Regions from separate parts of the Homo sapiens genome. Here all the other regions are linked to region 3. A link is a loop called in an ENCODE intact Hi-C map of the cell type or tissue named here. Cell type or tissue: GM12878. All regions are shown on one strand. Region 1 holds the start of TMA7B (translation machinery associated 7 homolog B). Region 2 overlaps ENTHD1 (ENTH domain containing 1). Region 3 overlaps GRAP2 (GRB2 related adaptor protein 2).

The links. Hi-C counts contacts between places; a loop is a spot of excess contacts. Peaks named below come from ENCODE experiments on the same cell type or tissue, not always from the same donor. Only the 100,000 strongest peaks of a DNase experiment are listed, where the experiment ranks them.
Region 1: a loop joins it to region 3, with 2.1 times the contacts of the local background. A loop is called at or near these places in 4 of 110 quality-filtered maps.
Region 2: a loop joins it to region 3, with 4 times the contacts of the local background. A loop is called at or near these places in 6 of 110 quality-filtered maps.

Annotation. Positions count from the first base shown.
Region 1 is chr22:39,957,012-39,965,011 of GRCh38, reverse strand. It overlaps GRAP2 (GRB2 related adaptor protein 2), which reads right to left. Exons shown (of 8, transcript NM_004810.4): 4 at 4,838-4,957. It overlaps TMA7B (translation machinery associated 7 homolog B), which reads right to left and starts at 4,615. Exons shown (of 2, transcript NM_001396013.1): 1 at 4,093-4,615; 2 at 107-1,092. The coding sequence starts at 637. The coding sequence ends at 443. RefSeq lists enhancers at 5,468-5,969, 7,762-7,821. In GM12878, no CTCF peak of the experiment used is centred here; DNase peaks (open chromatin) are centred at 3,411 and 7,901; H3K4me3 peaks cover 923 bases; H3K27ac peaks cover 698 bases.
Region 2 is chr22:39,857,117-39,865,116 of GRCh38, reverse strand. ENTHD1 (ENTH domain containing 1) reads left to right here. Exons shown (of 7, transcript NM_152512.4): 3 at 3,110-3,352. Among named protein-coding and RNA genes, the nearest start is that of ENTHD1, 33 kb to the left of the region's middle. In GM12878, no CTCF peak of the experiment used is centred here; DNase peaks (open chromatin) are centred at 4,411, 4,716 and 5,066; H3K4me3 peaks cover 1,270 bases; H3K27ac peaks cover 2,641 bases.
Region 3 is chr22:39,906,690-39,914,689 of GRCh38, reverse strand. The region is part of intron 1 of GRAP2 (GRB2 related adaptor protein 2); the gene reads right to left. Among named protein-coding and RNA genes, the nearest start is that of GRAP2, 9.6 kb to the right of the region's middle. RefSeq lists an enhancer at 4,199-4,508. In GM12878, no CTCF peak of the experiment used is centred here; a DNase peak (open chromatin) is centred at 4,379; H3K4me3 peaks cover 4,858 bases; H3K27ac peaks cover 3,980 bases.

The sequences.
Region 1 (8,000 bases), 50 kb before region 3:
GGCTTGGTCAAGGTCACTGCTGAGTAAGGGCTGAGGCCAGAACCCTGAGTCTCTGACTCCAGTCTAGTGAGCTTGGCCTGTCACGCCACCTAAACATGATAACTTCTTTTTTCTTTCAAATGAGTTGGTTTAATTTCAGGTGATACAAAGTTTAGGGTAGAACAACGACCAAAGAGCAGATTCTGGCAAGATTCTGAGCTGGTTTTACTTTAAATTCACAGTTATGGTAGGAATGACTTAGTGAAAACAACTAAAGAGATGATGAGCCACTGGAAGATTTTTTTTTTTTTTTTTTTACAAAAGTTTATTCTTAAATGTACAACAGCTCCAAGACGACACTTAATTCCAACTATAGGTGGCAAAAGATATTATAGGAGGGAATAGAGAGGTTTAAATACGGATGAAATAAAGGGTCACCGTCTCCTTAGGCACAAGGAACAGCTTATTTTTTGCCAGATTTCTTAATTCCACCTGTGGCCAGAGGCCCCTTCCCCACGACCTTCGCTTTTAGCACCTCGAGTTTCTTCTGCTCCTCTTTTTGTTTCTGCTTGAAAGCCTTCTCTTCCTCGTCCATCTCCTTGGCCTGCTTCTTGGGCTGTTTCAGTGCCTTCTTCTTGCCACCTTCGTGGCTGGACATGGCGCCTGCCGCCCCTTCCCCAGACCCTGCCACTGGACGATAACTTCTTTTAGATCAGCACCTTTTGTTGCCAGTCTGGACTCACAAGTGATGGGACACATTCGAACCAGGGCTAGAGAAAATGGATTTTATCCATCTAGGAAGGGTGGGCTGAGCCTTTACCATTAGATCCAGTTTTACTTCATTGCCAAGTCATTCTCTTTTGGATGTAAAGTTTATTTTTCAAACAGACATACATTTATATCTAAAAATAAACTGGCACTAGTGATGCCAATTGCCTGATGTAAAAGAAAGGTCAAGAATTTTAAAGGGTCTCGGAGAGTAAAGATACCTCTGAGAGTAAGTGGAGGTTTCTTTTTGAGTCAGAGTCTCGCTCTGTCGCCCAGGCTGGAGTGCAGTGGCGTGATCTCTGCTCACTGCAAGCACCACCTCCCAGGTTCATGCCATTCTCCTGCCTCAGCCTCCCAAGTAGCTGGGACTACAGGCGCCCGCCACCACGCCCGGCTAAGTTTTGTATTTTTAGTAGAGACGGGGTTTCATCGTGTTAGACAGGATGGTCTCGATCTCCTGACCTCATGATCCGCCCACCTCAGCCTCCCAAAGTGCTGGGATTACAGGCGTGAGCCACTGCGCCTGACCATGGAGGTTTCTTAGGGATGGATTTAGGGACCTGTGTTAAGAAGGAGATGGAAATTCTGACCCTCAATCTCATCTTATGTGCTGGGATTTGCTCATAGCTGGGTGAAGCCACAGGTTGTACAAGTGGCCTCTTGCTTGACTGATTTCGGGTGGTAATCAACATATTGCAATCACTTTGTGGTCTTCCCCTTGGTTTTGGCCACCAACAGATACTTTCTTCATTCTAAGACAACATGGATCAACTCAAAGTCATTATCCTTCACATCCAGGTGAGGAGGAGAAAATATTCTTGTGATATTATAATTTTTCATCCACCACCTCAAAGAACTCAGAGTGTGAAACATTGACCCTTTTACTCTCATAAGCTGTAAGGATGGGTGTGAGGGTTGCAGCTGGTTATCTGGGTCTACAAGGAGAGGATGGCCTGACCATTGTCTCAAGCCTGAAGAGGAACAAAGGAAAGGATGCGACTCAGGGCGCTGGACTCCAAAATCTGGTGTTTCAGGCCCTTAACAAATGCTGAGTGATAGAACTACAATTAGCTCTTAATTATCTGTGCCCATGACAGATGTAAAAATAATTAATAATGATTTTGCTTTGGAAAATATTATACTACATTTCTGCAAAGACGTGATAAGGATTACGGTAATTGTCACCATAACTAGAAGCTTCATCGCCTGAATATCAGGGGAAGACTTCGGTAGAAGTCAAGGCCTACTGTTTTGTAGAACTCACTTTAATTAAGGAAATATAAACCATAGTTCTGGGTCCGGGCACAGTGGGTCGCGCCTGTAATCCTAGCACTTTGGGAGGCTGAGGCGGGTGGATTACATGAGGCCAGGAGTTCAAGACCAGCCTGGCCAACATGACGAAACCCCGTCTCTACTGAAAAAAACCACACACACACAAATTAGCCAGGCGTGGTGGTGCGAACCCATGGTCCCAGCTACTCAGGAGGCCAAGGCACGAGAATTGCTTTGAACCTGGGAGGCGGAGGTTGCAGGGAGCCGAGATTGCGCCACTGCACTCCAGCCTGGGCGACAGAGCGAGAGTCTGTCTCAAAAAACCAACGAAACCACAAAAACCATAGTTTCTAGCTGAAAAAGCCAGAGTCATCTTCATGCAAACCAAAGGCCCAAGAGATACCCCTCAGTCTAACAAATTACTTGGTCAAGTTTATGATGGGGTAAAGAGGGGAGGCTTAAGAAATAGATTTGACTTGTAATATATATACACGCATGTTAAATATATGTATAATTGTTTTTTCTAATAATATATGTATATAATATATGTAAATAATTTTTTTCTCTTGAGACAGGGTCTTGCTCTGTCACCCAGGCTAGAGTGCAGTGGTGCGATCGATCTTGGCTCACTGCAACCTCAACCGCCCAGCTCCAACAATCCTTTAACTTCAGCCTCCCAAGTAGTTGGGACCACAGGCATGCGCCACTGCACTGGGTTAATTTTTTATTTTTAGTAGAGATGAGGTCTCACTAGTTGCCCCGGCTGGTCTCCAACTCCTTGGCTTAAAGCATTCCTCCCAACTCAGCCTCCCAAAGTGCTGGGATTAGAGGCATGAGCCACGGCGCCCGACCCTGACTTGTAATATATGTTAATGGAGCGAAATTTCATTAATTAAGACCTAACAAGATTAGAATTTGTGATACATCAATATTGGCCTGAACTAAAGTTAACCATTCTCCAAGCTATGAAAATAAAGTTTTTACTGAAGAAAAGAGTTTAAGCAAGATTGCAAGGGCAATGCTAAAGAGACCACTTTAAAGGTATGTATGCATACAAATTGTTGACCTGTTATTTTTAAGTCCTTCCTACCTATCCTTTCAAATATCCATTCTTTCTAAACAGCAAAGTGGCCACAGTTTATTACTTGAGATTGGATTTCTGTCCTTAAAACAAAGCTTTATGCCTTTCAAAATATATTGAATAAACCAGATCGGTATTTCCTGCCAATAACTTGACAGTAAGGTTTTGCTGTACTTCTCCTGATCTGCTAACAGCATTATATTCTTGCAGTTTCACATGTGGTGAAGTCTGATACGTGACTTGCGATCCTCAACATGCTGACCACACACAGTGTGTTCCGAACTGGGCTTCTGAGTTTGGGGCTGTGTAATGTCTACGCGTGGACTGAGTCACTTCCTATGGGTTGCTGCACCTTAGTGAGATTTCGCTGTTACAGTCCTCCCCCACTCCTGGCCCTCTGTTCTGTGGTTTTCGGTCTTGCTGTACTGTACTGTGTTGAAGTAGCCTTTCTTTTTGTTCAGCTGCCTACAACTATACATGTATTTGTTGGGGCTCAGAAAACGACACCCCTTGGCATGCTGAGTGCTTCGAACCAAAGGAGATGGGAAGGTTTCAGAAGCAGCCTTGGAAGCAAAGTCTTCCTTTGGCCTTCTCCTGCCCTCCTGTCTCCCGCTCCTCTTTCTCCCCCTGAGTGAGTCATAGAAATTAGAATTCCTCTTCCCCACAGTGGGTCAGAGAGACTAGAAGGGTCACTATGGGGGAGGCCAAGGCAGGAGGATTACTCGAGGCCAGGAGTTTGAGATCAGCCCAGGCAACACAGTAAGACCTAGTCTCTACAAAGAAATAAGTTAAAAAAATATTAGCCAGGTGTGGTGGTGTGCACCTGTATCCCCAGCTACTTGAGAGGCTGAGGTGGGAAGATGGCTTGAGCCTGGGACACAGAGGCTGTGGTGAGCAATGATTGCGTCACTGCACTCCAGCCTGGGCAACAGCTGTCTCCAAAAAAAAAAAAAAAAAAGAAGACTTGGGACAGGCCTTGTTCAGTTTCCTACCTCAGTCTGTTACCTTAGATCAAACCCCCTTTGTCCAATCCCATTTCTACAGGGCTGTCTGTCCTTTGACAAACCTAAGCATAAAAATAGACGGCTTTCCCTGGGTCTTGGGTCTTCATTTCTGAAGGCTTCTGTGTCACACAAGTCTTTGATTAAATAAATGTGTCCACTCTCCTCTTGTTAACCTGTCTTGTAGGAGTGTCAGCTGTGACTCCTCTGATGGGCAAAGAAAGGTGCCACAACTTTTCCGCCCCTGTATATCCTACAGCAGTGACTTGAGATTTCTATTTTTCTCTGACTCTTCTTCAGATATGCATCAATCATAAAAGAAAAGGTTAAGATTTAAACCCCCAGATGGATCTGGACAAGTGGGAGTTCTCCTCCTCCTATCCCTCCTTCCTTCCACAAATACTCACTGAGTGTCTCTCTTTTATGCAAGACACTGTTAAAGGCATAAAGATGAAGTAGAGGAAAATCCTGCCCTTCCAGAAGCACCTGGGCTAGAAGGGGAGGCAGATGGGCGTAGAAATAATTTCAAACACACACCAGTGTTCTAAAGAGTGGTGTGTGCATGTTTTGGGAAGGCACTGGGAGCAGCAGGTTGTGAAGCTGCTGCCATGCTTGGCCCCTAGGCCACCATGCTTCTGACCATTGGGTCATATTCCAGAGGTCCCTTCATGGCTTCAGCATTCTGTGAGGTTAACAGGCCGAGAAGGGCCAAGGCAGTGTCAGGAATGGTCAGTACCTGACAGAGATGGAGAAGTCCCCTGGGGAGCTCTGGCTGGCCCGGATGATGAAGAAGCCAACCTCCTTGCCCATGAGTAAGTTCTCTGCCTGGTGTCGAGAGAGGCCTTCGTGAAACCATCTGTGGGGGCGAGATCAAACAAAAGGATCAGGATGAGACACAGGAGTGACAAGAGGGAGACGTGGAGAAGAGGTGACCCAGAGGGAAAGAGGCTGGGGACTCTGTACAGTAGGGAGCAGAGAGAGACCAGGTGCTGTTTGAAATCAAACCAGTGCTCCAGGCAGCTTTCAGGAAAGGCGAGGGAGCATTCCCCTTGATTCACCCTCTTTGTTCCTTCTCTCCAGGAGAAGTCTCTCTCCAGCCTGGGAAACGAATCATGGAAATGTGTCGCTGCACCAAAATGGGGCAGTGTGGGAGTGACTCACTGCAGGAAGCAGCCGCCTGCCGGCAGCTGCGGAAGAGATAGACCAGAGCTGCGAGGACAGAGGATGCACTGGGGAGGGAAGGGAAGGCTTCAGGCACTGGAGCCAACCAGGTGCAGCCGGCTGAGCAGGGCCTGGGGTGCTCATGCCTGCCCTGAGGTCTCAGTGGCCTAGAGGTTCCTCCCTGGGTATTAAAGGAAAGTTACAGCCCAGGGCGTCACGTTACCTAGGCTGGCATGGAGCACAAGGGGGCTTTGCTCAGTGTGCCTAGCAGAGGCTGCAGTGTTCCTAGGGAGTCCAGTGTACATGCTTGGAAATCAGCGAGGCTGGCAGCCGCCAGAGAGCGGCGTCTATACAACCAGATCCTGGGCCTGCCCCAAAAATCCAGGCTGGGAAATAATCTTTACTGTGGAAAAGAAGAAACAGGAGAAATTACTCTTTTAGCAGAATGGTCAGGGTGGCAGCCCCTGGAGGTACAGCTGCATACAGCGTGGCATGTATGAAATAGGTCAAACACTTACACAGGGCCAGGCAAGCTGTGGCTGCAGCCTCAAAGCAGGAGGCCAGAGACCTCTCTCCACCACAGACAAGCAAAATGAGTGTCTGCAATCACTCAGCGGCCAAAGGTGGGACTGTGTCACATTGCTTCAAGGTGGCTGCTCTAATTGCTGTCACCAGAAGGCTCATACGCATGTTCCTTTAAGATAAAAGCCCGTCAGGCCTTGGCTTTGGATTCCTTTGTGAGCAATTCTCTGTGCTTTCTAGAATTTGGGAAACTGAGACATAGGTAGCAGGAAGGATGTACTTACTGGAGACTGAGTCCCCCACTGGGACTGAGGGGGAAGTTTGGCTGTGCTCTGAGAGGGCTGAAAGCAGCAGTTTCTGGTGGCCTGGAGATTCTGCCTGAGTATTTGCCACACAATTCTACAGGGCTAAACAAGAGGCCACCACACACACCACTGCCACGTGTGGGAAATGTAATGGGGATGGGAAGAGGAATGGAGTATGCACCACAGCAGCCATATCGCAAAGGAAACATTTCAGAAGTGAAGGGGATTTAGGAAATACACATTTGTCCTCTGACTGCAATCTGATAGGGGGCTTCTTTAAAGATTTGTAAAAATCACCACACATTGCATATTAGACATGAGTGGTCATGGTTTCAATAATACATATTCGTTCGTTCATTCATTCATTCATTCATTCAACAGCTTTACTGAACATCTAGTACTGTGCTGGGCCCCTCCTGGGCACTGGGGACACAGTAGTGGGCAGAACAGACACACACCCCTGCCCTCAGGGAGCTTACATTCTAGTCGAGGGGGACACACACAAAAGAACAAAATAATTAAGATCTGAAGCGTGCCAGATGATGGTAAGTGCTGTGGAGAACATGAAAACTGAGAGGAGAGATGGGGCGCTGTGGGTGGGAGATTAATGTAAGGTATGGTGATGAGAAAGACCTCACTGAAAAGGAGACATTCTAAACCTATAGGGGACTGGGGAGTGGGAGGAACCAACACAAGAGACTGAGGAGGAGAAGCCAGGGCAGTGGGAGGACAACCGGAGGAAGGACGTCCTGGAGCCAAAATGAAAGAGGTGTTCCAGTGGGAGGGGGGATCCCCAGGGCAGGTCATGCTGAGATGACCCCTGGGAGCTACAGCCCATGGGGAGCCTGGTGGGAAGGGTCGGGAGATGAGGAGTTGGAAGTAGCAAATGCACACACTCCTTTTGAAGAGATGGAGTGGCAAGTGGAAGGGGATTTGGGATTAAGAATTTTCTTGATTTATTTATTTATTTAAATTTTTTTTTTCTTTGAAACAGAGTCTCTCTCTGCTGCCCAGGCTGGAGTGCAGTGATATAATCATGGTCCACCACAGCCTTGAACTCCCAGGCTCAAGCGATCCTCCTGCCTCAGCCTCCCAAGCAGCTGGGACTATAGGCGCATGCCACCACGACCAGCTAATTTTTAAAAATTTTTTGTAGAGATGGGGCTCGCTATGTTGCCCAGGCTGGTCTCAAACTCCTAGCCACAAGTGATCCTCCTCCCTCAGCCTCTCAAAGGACTGGGATTACAGGCATCAGCCACAACAAAACCCACCTGGCCTCTGGGTTTGGTTTTGTTTGTTTGTGTTTTGGTAAGTTGGGAGAAATTGCAGCGTGTGTGTTTGCTGACAGGAATGATCCAGCAGAGAGGGAAAGGAGGTTGACGTGGAAGAGAGAGAGAGGAGAATTTCTGCTAGAAGCAGTGACAGTTCCTTCCAGCCAGCTGCAGGAAAGGCCGACTGTTTGAGCACACTTGCAGGAGGCAGGTGGATGCGGTGGGGGAGGGGGGTCTGGGAGCTTCACTTCTGGTGGCTTTCATTGTTCCAGAGAACCTGGAATCAAGGTCACGGGCTAAGAGTGATGCACGGAGGGGCTGAAGGTTTGAGGAGCACGTGGGGTATGCAGAGGTCACCTAGCAGATTCCTGGGCAGCATCAAGGGTTCCGTCAAGGTCAGTGGTCATTCTCTTGGTTTGGTGGTCAGTTCAGGTTTACCAAGACTGGTGCTCTTGCACCTTGCTGGAGTCACCAATACTACTGTGGTTTTCTAACAAGCTTTTGCTCTTTGAGCTAGACCCTGGTTCTGAGGCAAGATTAGATTTCTATCTAACCCTTGTGGTCAATTCTTGAGACAAACGAAGCCCAATCTCAATTTTTCATTTCCTCTTTAGGAAGAGAATTTCCCCTTCCCCCCGCT
Region 2 (8,000 bases), 50 kb after region 3:
TATTTCATATCTATTCTATAATTTCTAGTTCTAACTTAATGAGAGCAGTGTTACAAGAAATTATTTCAGGCCAAGCAACTGTCTTAGGCAGCTAAGTTGTAAATTGACTTAGTATTTTTCATCAATCTGGTTCCAGTTACACTATGTCAAGAAGAAAATTAGCAGCTTTTTGGTAATTTATTCCTTTATGATTAATTCACTCGGTAAATTTTTTGTTTTGTTTTTGAAACTGAGTCTCACGCTGTCACCCAGGCTGGAGTGCTGTGGCCCAATCTCAGCTCACTGCAACCTCTGCCTCCTGGGTTCAAGCGATTATCATCCCTCAGCCACCTGAGTAGTTGGGATTACAGGTGTGCACCACCGTGCCCAGCTAACTTTTGTGTTTGTAGTAGAGACAGGGTTTCACCATGTTGCCCAGGCTGGTCTCAAACTCCTGGCCTCAAGTGATCTATCCACCTTGGTCACTCAGTAAATATTTACTGAGCATCTACTGTGTGCCAGTCACTCTTGCAGACACTGAAGATATCAGTGTCTAAAATGAGACTTCTCTGCCCCTCATGGAGCTTATATTTTTGGTGAGGAAACAAACAATAAATAAGTAAACCAATAAATATATAATATTAGGTAATGATAAATGCGAATGTGAAAAATAAAGCAGGATAAAGGAATAGAGAGTGATGAGGGTGGGGCTATTTTAGAAAGGGTAGGCAGAAGGGAGATTCTCTGAGGAGGTGACACTTGAGACCTGAATGAATCAGGGATAGAGCCACACAAAGAGTTCCTGGCAGAAGCAACAGCCAAAACATGGCTCTAAGTAGATGAAGAGCTTGGTGGGATTGCAGAATAAAGCACCAGGGTAGCTAGAGTAGAAGGAATGAGGGGGAAGGTGGAAGGAGATGAGTTCCTGATGTTAAAAATGGGAAAACATGTTCTTTGTGCCTCCAAAACCAATCTTTGTCCATTTTTCAGGGGAAAGATAAGTGTCTGACATATTGTTCCCAAAGGCTAAAATTCACAGCCGACTTCTGTTTATCACACGACACTGAATGGTTACCCAAAACATTGTGGAAATTCGGGTTATGGAATGCAAACTGATCATAGGAAGCTAAGAGTGTTTAGAATGATATGATTTGAAGCAGTTATAAAGTAGATTTGGAAGGAAGAAATAACTAAGAAGTGAGATTAGATAAAATAATCTTGGAAAAGATGGCAACTTGAGCAAAGGTTGCTGACACTGTCCACACCAGTCCTTAATGAAGTGACCCGCAGTGAGAGAACATCGTTGGCCACTGTCATCTAAATATACCCCAAATTTGACCATTTCTCATCACTTCCACTGCTAGTAAATTATAGTTAGAAAACATTAATACTTTAATTCATCACACCTAGAGCCCAAAATGAACATACAAGTGGATCATTAGGGACTTTTCAGTTTATTTTTGAAAGGTGGCTTGGGAAGCCATGTTTGTGAGTTCATCCCAAGATGGAGAAAGGTAAGTGATTTCCTTTATCGTTTTTCTAGGAAGAAGGTTGAAAAAATAGTAATACCTTATATTCGAGTGAGTTATAGGTTACAGTGTACCTTTGTATCTGGGAATTCAACCATACAGATACTGCTTGTGCTGCTTTTCAGATAGAAGACTCAGGCCCAGATAGACCACCTGACTGACTGAAAGTCACACAGATGGTTAAGGACAGAGCTATCACTCTCACTAGAATTCTTGTCTTTGACTGTGCTCTGTCACTCTGTTAAAAAGCAGCAAATTGTTTTGATAGGATGTTACGTCAGAGAAAAGCCAATTGCTCTCCCTTTTCTTGTCCCACCCCAACTGTACCCCTGTAAGGTAACAGATGTTAACAATATTCTGAGTATGCCATCTGTTTGCCTGCCTGCCTGCCTTCCTATATTCTTGCCTGTCTGTCTATCTGTCTTAGTCTGCTTGTGCTGCTATAACAGAGTATCACAGACTGGGTAATTTAGAAAGAAGAGAAATTTATTTTCTCATGGTTCTGGAGGCTGGAGAGTCCAGGTTCAGGGCACTGGCAGGTTCAGTTGTCTAGTGAGGGCTGCTGTCTGCTTCCAAGATGGCGCCTTGATGCTGCATCCTCTGGAAGGGAGGAATGCTGTGTCCTCATGTGACAGAAGGTCCGAAAGGCGATGGTGGAAGGCAAGCAAGAGACAAATGCTGTGGGAAGCCTCTTTTATAAGGACCTTTAGTCTGTTCACAAAGGAGGTGACCTCATGGCATAATCACCTCTTAAAGGCTCCACCTCTTAATGCTATCACATTGGCAGTACTTGAATTTTGGAGGGGATACATTCAAACCACAGTTGTATGTATTTCTTTATCTGCTTCTCTCTTCCGTGTACATATATGGTGATTTCTTTTCCTCTATATGTTACAGCTTCAAATCCTATTGTGTATGTTACTCTAAATCTTTAACCATGTGTCCTGGTCATACATCTAGGTCAGTATATCTAGATCTAATTCATACCCCTTCTTTGTATGCCTATATTGTTTGATTATTGCAAAGTATTATTGCTTTTTCTTTCTTTTTTTTTTTTTTTTTGAGACAGAGTCTCGCTCTCTTGCCAAGCTGGAGTGCAGTGGTGCAATCTCAGCTCACTGCAACCTCTACCTCTTGAGTTCAAGTGATTCCCCTGTCTCAGCTTCCTGAGTAGCTGGGACTACAGGCACATGCCACCATGCCCAGCTAGTTTTTTGTATTTTAGTAGAGACAAGGTTTCACCATATTGGCCAGGATGGTCTTGATTTCCTGACCTCGTGATCTGCCCACTTCAGCCTCCCAAAGTGCTGAGATTACAGCCATGAGCCACCGCACCCAGCCATATATTGCTTTTAAAAGGAAAATCCAATAATGTATTTAAAGTGAAAAATGTAATGCCAGTATATAATTTTATCATATATTAATGACTTATTTACCTTTTAAAGTATAAGAAAAGGAATATACTTATCAGTAGTTCTTTATTTGCTGCAGGTTTTTTCACTGCTGAGATTTTTATTTTTAAAAAAATTTCTGTAGAAAAAAAATTAATTATAGCCTTAACTAGTATTTCCTTTTCTAAGCAGAGTCAATGTATTTTTCAGGTTATTATATCCGGGAAAAATCTAAGCAAGTCATCACATTGCTGATGGATGAACCATTGCTGTGTAAAGAGAGGGAAGTGGCATGTCGGACTAGACAGCGTACCTCCCACTCTATATTGTTTTCTAAAAGACAACTTGGTTCAAGTAACTCACTGACAGCGTGCACTTCTGCCCCCACACCGGATATTTCTGCTTCAGAGAAGAAGTATAAGCTTCCTAAGTTTGGAAGGTTACATAATAAAAGTACGTATAATGAACATTGGCCTAAAATGCAACAGGTATCATTAAAAATGATTTAAAAATATAAAATATTATGTTTTAGTACTAAATTATTAATATTATTTAGTATTACTATTACCATATTAGGCTTCATACTATAGAAAACAACAACGAAGAATATTCAATAGAAGATTTTATGACCTTTTTAAAGTTTATTTGTTTGCTTTATTTATTTATTTATTTATTTTTGAGACGGAATCTTGCTCTGTCTCCTAGGCTGGAGTGTAGTGGCACTATCTCAGCTCACTGCAACCTCTGTCTCCTGGGTTCAAGCAATTCTCCTGACTCAGCCTCCTGAGTAGCTGGGATTACAGGCACCCATCACCATGCCCAGCTAATTTTTGTATTTTTAGTAGAGACAGGGTTTCAGCATGTTGCCCAGGCTGGTCTCGAACTCATGACCTCAAGTGATCCTCCTGCCTTGGCCTCCGAAAGTGCTGGGATTATAGGCGTGAGCCACTGTGCCCAGCCCAGTTTTATGACTGTTTTCTGAATGCAGTTATCTTTGATTCAAATAAAATGTTTTTGAGCTTTTAAGGTATTAAACTAGTGACTACCCTATTTGGCATCGTGATTCAATTTTAAGTTTTTTATCCTTAACTGGAAAGTGAAGGAGTACAGTTTTCTAAGACTAGGTGTCTAGTTATGTGCGTATGAGGTCTCTTTGATCCTGTAACATAAATCAAGTAATTGAAATTTTCTAAAGTATGCTTCAGAATCCTAAAAGTGCTCTAAAATTATTCTAGGACAATACCTTTTACCCTTTCCTTTGCTTAAAACTTTAAATATGGACTACTGAACTTTTATAACAGAGGGATTTATTTATAATGTTATAATAGACATGAGTAGAAAAATGCTATCATCTTTTCTACCAAATTTGCTAAAACTTTAAAAAATGTCATTTTGCTCTAACTTCTCCAGTAGAAACCCTGTTGATAAGTTGTGTATGAGAAATGGACAGCTTGAGGAAGCAAAAACATTAGTGAAATGTGACTTAGAGAACTGTCCCTTTGTATTCAGTACAAATAGATAATTCCAACTGTCAGTTAAGTGCAAAAATGTAACAATGTTACTAGTAATACCAACACAAGTTAAGCTTGCTAAAAATCATTCAGGTACTTTTCTGTCTTAATCAAGAGTTTCAAACGTTCACCCAGTGAGACATAGAGTGAACATCCACACTTGGGATTGGAGAGAGACATTATAAGAGGGTAGCCATTGTAATTATAGTAGCAAATACTACCTACCGGCTTCTAAAAGTGGTGGGATCTTTAGGGGATCTGATTCTTTTGAAATAAATCTCCGAAAGAGACAGCCACTCATTCTGAAATTTTCTCATGGGAGCCTTTAAATCAAACTGATGCTAAAAACAGAGTAACAGAGAAGAATAACCAATTATGACTCATCCAGAGTTTCTTCCCCACTTTTGCTTCTTCGATGTTACCTTTCTTACTCTTCCTTCTTCCTTTCTTTTGTCAGTTCTTTCTTCTTTCATTGTAAACACATAATTATTGAATTTATTTAAAATTTGGATATTCAGCAGAAATTTGGAACTATAGGAGTGAGTAAAATAAGTTTTCTTTTATCATGGAACTAACATTCTAGTGGTAGAGACTGGGATGTCTCTGTCACAAGCATAAAATATGTCAGATAATAACAAGTCCTGTAAAGAAAAGGAAAGCAGGGTCAGGGAACAGAGTGACAGGGGTGGGTTTATTTTAGGTCACGTAATGAGAGAGGGCCTTTTGGAGGAAGTGAATCTTCAAACAGACCTGAATGAAGTGAGGGAGCAACCCACATACAGGCATACCTCGATCGATTGCACTTTGCTTAATTACACTTCACAGATAACGTATATTTTACAAATTGAAGGTTTGTGGCAATCCTGTACCCAAGAAGTTTATTGGCACCATTTTTCTGATAGCATGTGCATACTTTGTGTCTGTGTCACATTTTGGTAGTTCTTGCAATATTTTTAACTTTTTCCTTATTATTATATGTGTCATGGTGATCTATGATCAGTGATCTTAGATGTTACTGTTGTAATTGTTTTGGGGTACCACAAACCATGGCTGTAGAAGACCAGTGAACTTACTGATAGATGTCATGTGTGTTCTGACTGCTTCACTGATCCCGATCTCTCTCTCTCTCCTTGGGTCTCCCTAGTCCCTGAGGGTCAACAATATTGAAATTAAGCCAATTAATAACCCTACAATGGCCTCTAAGTGTTCAAGTGTAAGGAAGAGTCGCAGGTTTCTCACTTTAATTCAAAAGCTAGAAATGGTTAAACTTAGTGAGAAAGGCATGTTGAAAGCCGAAACAGGCTGAAAGGTAGGCCTCTTGTGCCAAACAGTTAGCTAAGTTATGAATGTAAAGGAAAAGTTCTGGAAGGAAATTAGAAGTGCTGCTCCAATGAATACGGGAATGATAAGAATGGGAAACAGCTTTATTGCTGTTATAGAGAAAGGTTGCATGGTCTGGATAGAAGATCCAACTAGCCCCATTATCACTTAAGCCAAAGCCTAATCCAGAGCAAGGTTCTAACTGTCTTTAATTCTGCAAAGACTGAGAGAGAAGAGGAAACTGCAGAAGAAAATCTTGAAGCTAGCAGAGGTGGGTTCATGAGGTTCAAGGAAAGCAACTGTCACCATAACACACAAGTACAAAGTGAAGCAGCAAGTACTGATGGAGAAGCTGTAGCAAGTTATCCAGAAGATCTAGCTAAGGTAATTGATGAAGGGGGCTACACTAAATAGATTTTCAATGTGGGTGAAATAGCCTTTTGTTGGAAAAAGATGCCATCTAGGACTCTCATAGCTAGAGAGGAGAAGTCAATGCCTGGCTTCAAAGCTTCAAAGGACAGGCTGACTCTCTTGTTAGGGACTAATGCAACTGGTGACTTTAAGTTGAAGCCAACTGCTCCTTTACCATTCCCAAAATCCTAGTGCCCTTAAGATTTCTTTAAAAATATTACTGCTCATTGACAGTGCACCTGGTCACCCAAGAGCTCTGATGGAGATGTACAAGGAGATTAATATTGTTTTCGTGCCTGCTAAAACACAGTGTTTATTCTTCAGCCCATGGATCAAGGAGTGATTTCAACTTTCAAGTCTTATTACTGAAGAAATACATTTCATAAAGCTATATCTTCCATAGATAGTGATTCCTCTGATGGATCTGAGCAAAGTAAATTAAAAACCTTCTGGAAAAGATTCACCACTCTAGATGCCATTAAGAACATTTGTGATTCATGGGAGGAAGCCAAAATTTCAACATTAACAGGAGTTTGAAAGAAGTGGATTCCAACCCTTATGGATGACTTTGAGGGGTTCAAGACTTCAGTGGAGGAAGGAACTGCAGATGTGGCGGAAATAGCAAGAGAACTAGAATTAGAAGTGGAGCCTGAAGATGTGACTGGATTGCTGCAATCTCATGATCAAACTTGAACAGATGAGGAGATACTTCTTATGGATGAGCAAAGAAAATGGTTTCTTGAGTTGAAATCTACTCCTGTGAAGAAGCTGTGAACATTGTTGCAATGCCAACAAAGAATTCAGAATATTACATAAACTTAGTAAATAAACCAGTGGCAGGATTAGAGAGGATTGACTCCAATTTTGAAAGAAGTTCTACTGTGGGTAAAATGCTATCAAACAGCATCACATGCTACAGATAAATCTTTTGTGAAAGGAAGAGTCAGTTGATGTTGCAGGCTTTATTGTTGTCTTACTTTAAAAAATTGCCACAGCTTTCCCAACCTTCAGCAGCAACCACCCTGATCTATCAGCAGCCCTCAACATGGAGACAAGACCCTCCACCAGCAAAAAGATGAAGACTCGCTGAAGGCTCAGATGATTGTTAGCCTTTTTAAATTAGCAATAAAGTATTATTTAATTATGTATATATATTTTTTAGGCAGCATGGTATTGCATACTTAGTCTACTAAGTAGACTGCAGTCTAATGTAAACATAACTTTTATATGCACTGGGAAACAAAAATGTTTGTGTGAGTGGCTTTATTGGAATATTTGCTTTATTGCAGTAATCTGGAACCCAGCCCACCGCAGTATCTTCAAGGTGTGCCTGTATATCAGGCAGAGGGAACAGCAGGGTAGATGCTCTGAAACTGGAGCAAACTTGGCCTGGTGAATCGTAAGCTTAAGAAATGAATCCCTAAATTGATACAGAAGTAACCCAACTCTGATTTTATGATTCATGCAAGAAATTCTAGTTTATTGTTTTGTAGTCACAGATTGCTTTTTTTTTTTTTTTTTTTTTTTTTTTTGAGACGGAGTTTCACTCTTGCTGTCCAGGCTGGAGAGCAATGGCACCATCTCGGCTCACTGCAACCTCTGCCTCCAGGGTTCAGGCGATTCTCCTGCCTCAGCCTTCCAGAGTAGCTGGGATTACAGGCATACGCCATCACGCCTGGCTAATTTTGTATTTTAAGTAGAGACGGGGTTCCTTCATGTTGGTCAGGGTGGTCTCGAACTCCTGACCTCAGATGATCTGCCTGCCTCAGCCTCCCAAAGTGCTGGGATTACAGTCATGAGCCACTGCGCCCAGCCCCACAGATTGCGTTTTTAAACCTAAAATGATATTCTCCATCTTT
Region 3 (8,000 bases):
TCTGGTTGCAATCTAGTTGGAATAAATCTCACTGATGTTGGATGCATCAACATATCCACTTAGCCTGCTGTAAATCAGTTTACTTTTCTACTTAGAGACATGATGTGAAATGAGATTAATCCAGCTACAGCAAAGTGAGTGAATTCAGTTGAGTAAATCCTTTCCATGGAAAAGAACTTTGTTTTGCAGCTCATTCGAAATGAAAAATCCACAGGACAGTATGATGCCTTCTCTAGAACTGAACAAATGCATTTATCCTAGTTTTATTTAGAGCTAAATTCACATTAGAGCTATCCCATTTGATGGTGTACTCTATTGTTCTTAGGTGAGGGTCACAGTGAAAGCGTTTGCTGAACAACCAAAATGTTTTGGTGGAATTTAGCCTAAGGACTAGTGCTCCAACTAGACTATAAGTGCAGAGAAGATTGACAACTCCTTGGAGAGAGAGGAGAGAGACTAATAAAAACCAACAAAACTGTGTATATTCTTTTATATTCCTCCTCCTTTGTGTTCCATGGCAAAAGGGCAGTCTGCACACAGCTTTTATTTAACAAATACATACTTGGTGGTAACTATTTCAAGCAGGCAAGGCTTGGAGCAGGTCCAGAGGATAATGAGGGGATTAAAAGGTCAGGGAGAGACTCTCAGGGCAACAGACTAATGGAATTGAGATGCTTTAGCCTGGAAAAGGGGTGGCTGTGCTTGGCAGTTGCAGACGGCAGTTTGTGTTCTTTATCATTACTGAATGATAGAAATCACACTGTGTGCAGGGTGGGATGAAAGACACTCGCTTTACATCCCAGGAAGAGGTGTTTAGGGTTAGAAATGGGGAAGAAGCTGTGACTTCGATGGATTATAAGGCACCCACTGGTCTTTAAGAAATCTTTCTCTGAAAATGTTAAAGTTGAAGCGTAGATAATCTTTCTGAAATGATTTAGGTGCACGCTGCAGTAGGGGAATGACCCAGAGGACCTCTCGAGTTCTGTTCCATTTCTTATCCCGTGATTTTTCAGTGGCCACTGTCACTGGCCTACTTCTGGCTTACTTCTGGTCTACCTTTCTCCATAGCTGGGAGCCCTTGACCCCTTCTTGCAAGTCAACCATGCTGTAGACTCAGCACTAAGCCCCTTCTCAGTTGGGAGGGATTTAAGAAGCTCACTCTAGTTGAACACTTGGCTGACTCAGCATCGGTCATGCCTGCTGCTGGCCTGGCTCTGAGGCGCCCCAGTTCTAGCAAGCAGGATTCTGCCTTGTTCCTGAGTCTTCATCTTACTGGATTTACCTGAAATCTGCCTGTGTACTCCTATGCTAATACTTGAAATCCTTTCTTGTTTTCCATGTCTAACACGATTTTGAGATCATACCTGGTATCCACTCTAGAACTGAAGCCTTCTCTCTCTCTATTTCTCCCACACCTCCTTCCACCCCTCCTGGGGCTCATACCTGGTGTCCAGTCCCTGAACATCAGCCCTGTCCTCTTTTTTTTTTTTTTTTTTTGAGATGGAGTCTTGCTCTGTCACCCAGGCTGTAGTGCAGTGGTGCAATCTCTGCTCACTGCAACCTCCAGCTCCTAGGTATAAGCGATTCTCCCACCTCAGCCACCCGAGTAGCTGGGATTACAGGCGCCCGCCACCATGCCTAGCTAATTTTTGTATTTTTAGTAGAGACGGGGTTTCACCATGTTGGCCAGGCTGGTCTCGAACTCCTGACCTCAGATGATCCACCCGCCTCGGACACCCAAAGTGCTGGGATTACAGGTGTGAGCCACCGTGACCGGCCTTTTAGCCCTGTCCTCTAGAGCTCACTGCCTTTGTGCACGGAGTACCAGTTAGCATTGGTCCTAGATGTCTCCTTTCATCTGTGGCTGGATTTTCCATTCCCTGCCACTCACAACCCCACCACCATCACTCCGGCCACTGCTGGTCTATTTGTTCTTTGCCTGGTCATATAGTGACATGCCACGTGACTCTATTTTCCTGTGGCATTCTATGGTTTATGGTCGCACATCTGAGTCTTTATAAATCATATACTGGTGTTTTCCAACCTTGTCACTATTGACATTTGGGGCCAGTTAAGTCCTTGTTGTGGGGGCCCATCCTGTGCATTGTAGGATTCTCAGCAGCATCCCTAGCTTCTACCCACCAGTAGGACCTCTCCCTGCAAACTGTGACAAAAAATGTTTCCTGGCATTGCCAAATGTCCCTGGTGGGAGTGGGGGAGAACCCCTGCTCCACAAGAACCCAGAAAGGCAAGAGTACTTTTTTTCCAGAGACAAGGTCTCACTATGTCACCCAGGCTGGATGGAGTACAGTATCTCAGTCATATCTCATTACAACTTCAAACTCCTGGGCTCAAGTGATCCTCCTGCCTCAGCCTCCTGTAGCTAGGACTACAGGCATGCATCACCATCCCTGGCTAATTTTTAATTTTTTGTAGAGATGTGATCTCGCTATGTTGCCCAGGCTGGCCTCAAACTCCTGAGCTCAAGCAATCCTCCCACCCTGGCCTCCCAAAGGGTTGGGATTACAGGCGTGAGCCACCATGCCTGGTCAACAAGAGTATTTTAAAGCCAGTTACATACACTGAGAAATAGCTGAATATATAAACAGAACATTTGAATCTGGTAACATTTTAACTAAGGACTCTAACCTTTTAATAAACACCAAATGGAAGTTTGTAAGTTTTGTATTACAACATAAGGTCTACAGCGGGTAAAATGGGAGTGAAAATCCCTTCACTCTAGATCTGTTCTTCTCAGATTTTACTGTGCATAAGAATCACCAGGGGAATTTTTTCACAGTTTAGATTCTGATTCAATAGGTTTGAGGCAGGGTCTGAGATCCTCACTTCTAACAGGCTCCCCGGCGGTGCCGTTGCTGCTGGTCCTAGGATCACACTCTGCTACGAGTGCCCAGGCCCTGGATTAAAAATCACGTGAAAGGTTGGGGAGGGGCTACTGGAAAATTAATAATTATAGGGTCACAAGAGCAACATCACAATGTGCATTAGAATGGCAGACTAGAAAAATTTGGATGTTCCCTGCACCTGTCTATAAGGAACAAAAAAACTGCTCTCAGGGATGTGTTTTGAAATATGACATTTCTATGAGCTTGAAATGATAAATATTATACAAGTTACCTGTGAGCTCTCTGCGCTGGCCAGGGATGAAAATCTATGAACTTCTAAGCTAGCTTGGTAAGTCTTTTAAAGGTTTCCAAAAGTCTGACGGAAACCTAAACTATAAGATCTTTGTAGTCCCGTATTACAAACAGAAGAGGGTAGAGTTGAGGATGGGGCTGGGGGAGGTGATGGAGGGAAGAGAGTCATTTTAAATGAGTCTTGCAGATATGCTTTATGGCACTTGCTCACATTACAAATAATGTGTAAAATGATACTGACCATCACGTGATGTTACTACAACCAAAAATCAGATAAACCAGTTATATTTTTAAAATAACTGCAAAAATGAAGTCATTAACTTTCACACGTAGTGATCAGGATAATCAAGTCTTCTGAAAGCTGCTGAGAGCCTGAAATAAACTTTTTCTCTCCTCATCTAATGCTGCCTCTGAGTGACATTTCCTTAGGGTTTTGCAGACATCGAACTCATTGTCGCATATCCTCACCGCAAGGAGGAAATGGCCATTCACACTTATTCCTATCTTACTTAGGAAGATTGAGGCCCACTAGTTTGTCTAAGGATGCAGATTCATCCACGGTTGCAGAGAATTTATGGATAGGAAAGAGACAATGAAGTTCTGGCCCTTTAGAGGCCAGAGATCCATCATGAGATTAGCTGCACCAGCAGGTAAGTACTCACCTGCAGGGAGGGGAAGCTAATACCCTAGCTCTGAAAGATTTGGACAAGTTGTTATCAAAATGATCGAGTGAAATAGAAATAAATGTCTTTACATTTAAACCTCTGTCCTAGGGTTTTTTTTTTTTTTTAAATCAACAGTGTAAGTACAGAATAAGAAAGATCTGGCTGGGCATGGTGGCTCATGCCTGTAATCCCAGCACTTTGCGAGGCCGAGGCAGGCGGATCACAATGTCAGGAGTTCAAGACCAGCCTGACCAACATGGTGAAACCCCGTCTCTACTAAAAATACAAAAATTAGCCGGGCGTGGTGGCGGGCGCCTGTAATCCCAGCTACTCGGGAGGCTGAGGCAGGAGAATCACTTGAACTCACGAGGCAGAGGTTGCAGTGAGCCGAGATTGCGCCACTGCACTCCAGCCTGGGCGACAGAGCGAGACTTGGTCTCAAAAAAAAAGAAAAAAAGAAAAGAAAAAGAAAGAAAGATCTGGCTTAGTAGTAGTGCATGGGAACTCATGGGTTTTAGTTGACCACAATTTCGATATGAGTCAGCAGTGTGACATGGGTGCCAAAAGGGCTCATGCAATCATGGGCCATATTAATAGAAGTATAGGCTACAGATCAAGGGAGGCAACTACCCCATGGTGTTCTGCATCCTCAGATCACTCCTGGAGAGCGTTGCTCCGTTCTGAGTCCCGTGACTTAGGGGAGGCCCTAAGCTAGAGTCCAATCAGAGGCGGGTGCTTAAAATAATGGCAGCACGCAAAACTGCCTCATAGGAGGAGTGGTTACAAGAACTAAGGATATTTATGCTTGAAAAAGAAGACTTTGAGGGACATGATTGGAAGCAGGGGAAGAGCAGGCTATCTGGGAAAAGATCTTGAGGTAATTTCCAGTGGCAGAAGTTTAGTTTCTGGATTCCCCATGGAAACTTCACATGGCTCTTCTGACTCTTTGTTGTTTGCAAAATAAACAGATCTTCAGCAAAGAAGACCCTGTTTCTCCTATGATTTCCTTGAAGTGTAAAGCTTTGTGGATGCATTGATGCCTGCTTGCTAAACCATCTCTCTCAGCCTACAGATGCACCTCCTTCAAGAAGTTCTTTCTAAAAATCTCCATCTTGAGCTGTTTTTTAATCTCCTCATCAGTTTTGCATTGTGGTACCATTTTTTTGTTTGTTTGTTTTTCCTAGTTTCCCAAATACACTGTTCATTCCTTAGGGGAAAGGACCCAATGTTTTTTTTGCTTTTATTTCCCAAAGTGTTCTCAGTACGTCTGCATACCTGTGAGCTAGGGACTGAGTGAATTTCTGCAGACAGTAGCCAAAAGATGAATTAAAGTAATCAGACAGGTAATTTTTACAGCATCTACAAGACGAAGCATTACAGCATGCTTTCTTGATAATAATAACACCTAATTGACCCTTCACTTTATGAAATAATATGATCTGACAAAGTAGGCTGTATCATAAATCTCCCTTACGTCTTACATTTAAAAATGGAAGTTGTGGATCTTTGCTGGAGAAAAAGTCTGCTCTCTAAAAGCTCCATCTTTTTTGTTCCAGGTATTGGGAATTTCTTTTCAGCTAGGGGATTCCTTGACTTCACACTTTCTCCTTCTTTGATTATTTGGATACTTACAGGGTACCAAGTGTCAACTCATAAAATCTTATAGTACCCGGTTTATAAAATGAATTAGTAGTCTATTTAAAAATATTGATCTAGAAAATAAAAATTCCACAAAATGAGTTTGTTTACACAAGAAAGCACCATGTTCTGCATTGTACAAATGAGATATTGTTGGGGGTAGCCACACATGAATCTTCAAAAGTCTCTTGTATAGTGGGTTAAAGAATGGCATAATTTCACTCGAGGACAGAGGAGTCGATGAGGCACAGTGAGTCATCTGTGAGGCTGAGCACAGAACACAGGATACGGGAGCCAAGCTCATGCTCTGTCACTCTCATCACTGGTCAGTATAACCTCCCACAGTCCAGTGACCTGACACGGTACCGAGCAGATGATACTGTCTGCAACAAGTTGATCTAACTCCACTTGCCAGCCTGAAGTTCACTTAGAAAATTTGAAGCACAAAAAGACTGAGACACAGGGGCCCAATTTCCTATCAACACCTGTTAATCACAAATATTAGCACTTAGCTTGGATGACTCCAAAGGCCAAGGGAGAGTGGTGATGTCCTCCCCTAGTCTCAGGACTTCTGCATTCACAGCTGCAGGCCCTCTTGTGAGTCTCCAACTTCCAAGAACAATTCTGGGACATTAAAGGATATAACTGTTCGTAATAAAAAATCAAGGAGAAGGTTTTGTACCCTTTGAAAGGCATAACCTCTTTAGAAGGATAAGGATCTATCAGCCCAAAATAAGCCCATCAGCATTATTTACTTCCATATGACTCCCTGAACTACCCAAGAGGGGTAATAAAATCTCATGGGATGTCTGCCCATTGCAGAGCACAGGGTTGGAGTATAATTGATGTGGACAGTCAGCCCTGCAGCAAGTGAGGCAGCCAGCGGCATGACACCCAAGCAGCCCACAAAGGCACTATTGAGATGTTTGTAGTTTCTAATGGGATTTGGACATTGCAAGGGAATCCGTTAAGAATTGGATGCCAGCTCTTATGCCCTACAGGGAAGGGTGAAGGGTCTTGCCATCTATGGCAGAAAAGGTCATTTCCCTCTGTTCCCAGACCCAGTGGGATTAGGTGGTTTTCTGCAGAAAATCAAAGGGCTTCAGAGAACACACAGTCTAACCTCTCACTTGACTAAGGAAGAAACTGAAGCTCAGGGAAGTTAGGTGACTTGTTTAAGATCACGTGGGTAGCTCTGGTAGAGCCAGAATTCAGCTTTCCAGAAGCCCATCGAGGGCTCCTGCATCTCCAGAATCCTGTGTTTGGACCAGTGTTGTGGAAGGGGCCCAGCCTACAGCGTGACAGGCTTGGTGCTACGTCCCGGCAGACATTAGCAAATTACCTTGAGCAAGTCCCGGAAACTCTCCAAGCCTTGCTTTTCCCACTCTGCAGAATGAGAGGTAAAATCTGTGGTCTGTCTACCTCAAAGATCATAGCCAGATCAAACAAGATAATGGCAACTCTTTTTATTTACTTATTTATTTTTTGAGACAGGATCTCACTCTGTTGCCCAGGCTGGAGTGTAGCGGTGTGAACACGGCTTACTGCAGCCTTGATCTCTTGGGCTCAAGGGATCCTCCTGCCTCAGCCTCTGGAGTAACTTGGACTACAGGTGCGGGCCACTGGGCCTGGCTAATTTTTTAAAAGAATATCTTGTAGAGATGGGGCCTCACCATGTTGCCCAGGCTGGTCTCAATCTCCTGCGCTCAAGCAATCCTCCCACCTTGTCCTCCCAAAGTCAATGAGCCTGTACGACAACTCTTTTTAAAGCTCCATCAGGATCAGTGTACAATAACTCTAGAGAAAGACAATTTTTCCTATTCAGGATATATGGGTGGACACCAGGTGATTTATGATGGATGGACACCAGAATTTCCCACGGAAATTCTGTACAAAGTTGCGTAGGATAAGTGCTAGGCATCGTTGGTTTTTTTTCCCCATTGGGGAGAGTTTTCATAGTTTTCGTTGACATCTTGAATGTGTCTGTGACACTCCCCTTCCCCCACCCACCCCACCACTGCCAGTAAGAACCTATGTGCTATGGATATCAGCGTATTTATGGTCAACTTAAAGTACTGATATAAGGTATTAGATTTAGACAATTTTCTTAGTTGTCTCAATGTTTGGTTGAGATTCTCCTGTTATTCTTACCGATTTAATGATCTATATTTTCAAACAAATCTATTTAGCGGAGGAGAGCCTTTTCAGCTATCAGACTTTACATTTTGTTTTATAAAGGGTTAAACTGTGTGACCTATAAAATGATGAAGAGAAATTTCAAATTACAAGTCAGCCAGGCTTTCCACCCCACTTTGTACTTCCCTTGTAATATTTCCTAGTTATTTAGAAAGAGTTTCTTTAAAATCATATTTAACAAGAGAACTATCTACTTATTATTTACTGAGTTCCTACTGAGTTCTCAGCAGTTTGTTTCTAATATTTTCCCATAAAGCACTAGACAAAAAACACAAATCATGAACCATTTGTAGGCCGACACATTAAGCCCGTGGTTCTAGAAGGCTGGGGGGTGTGGAGAAAA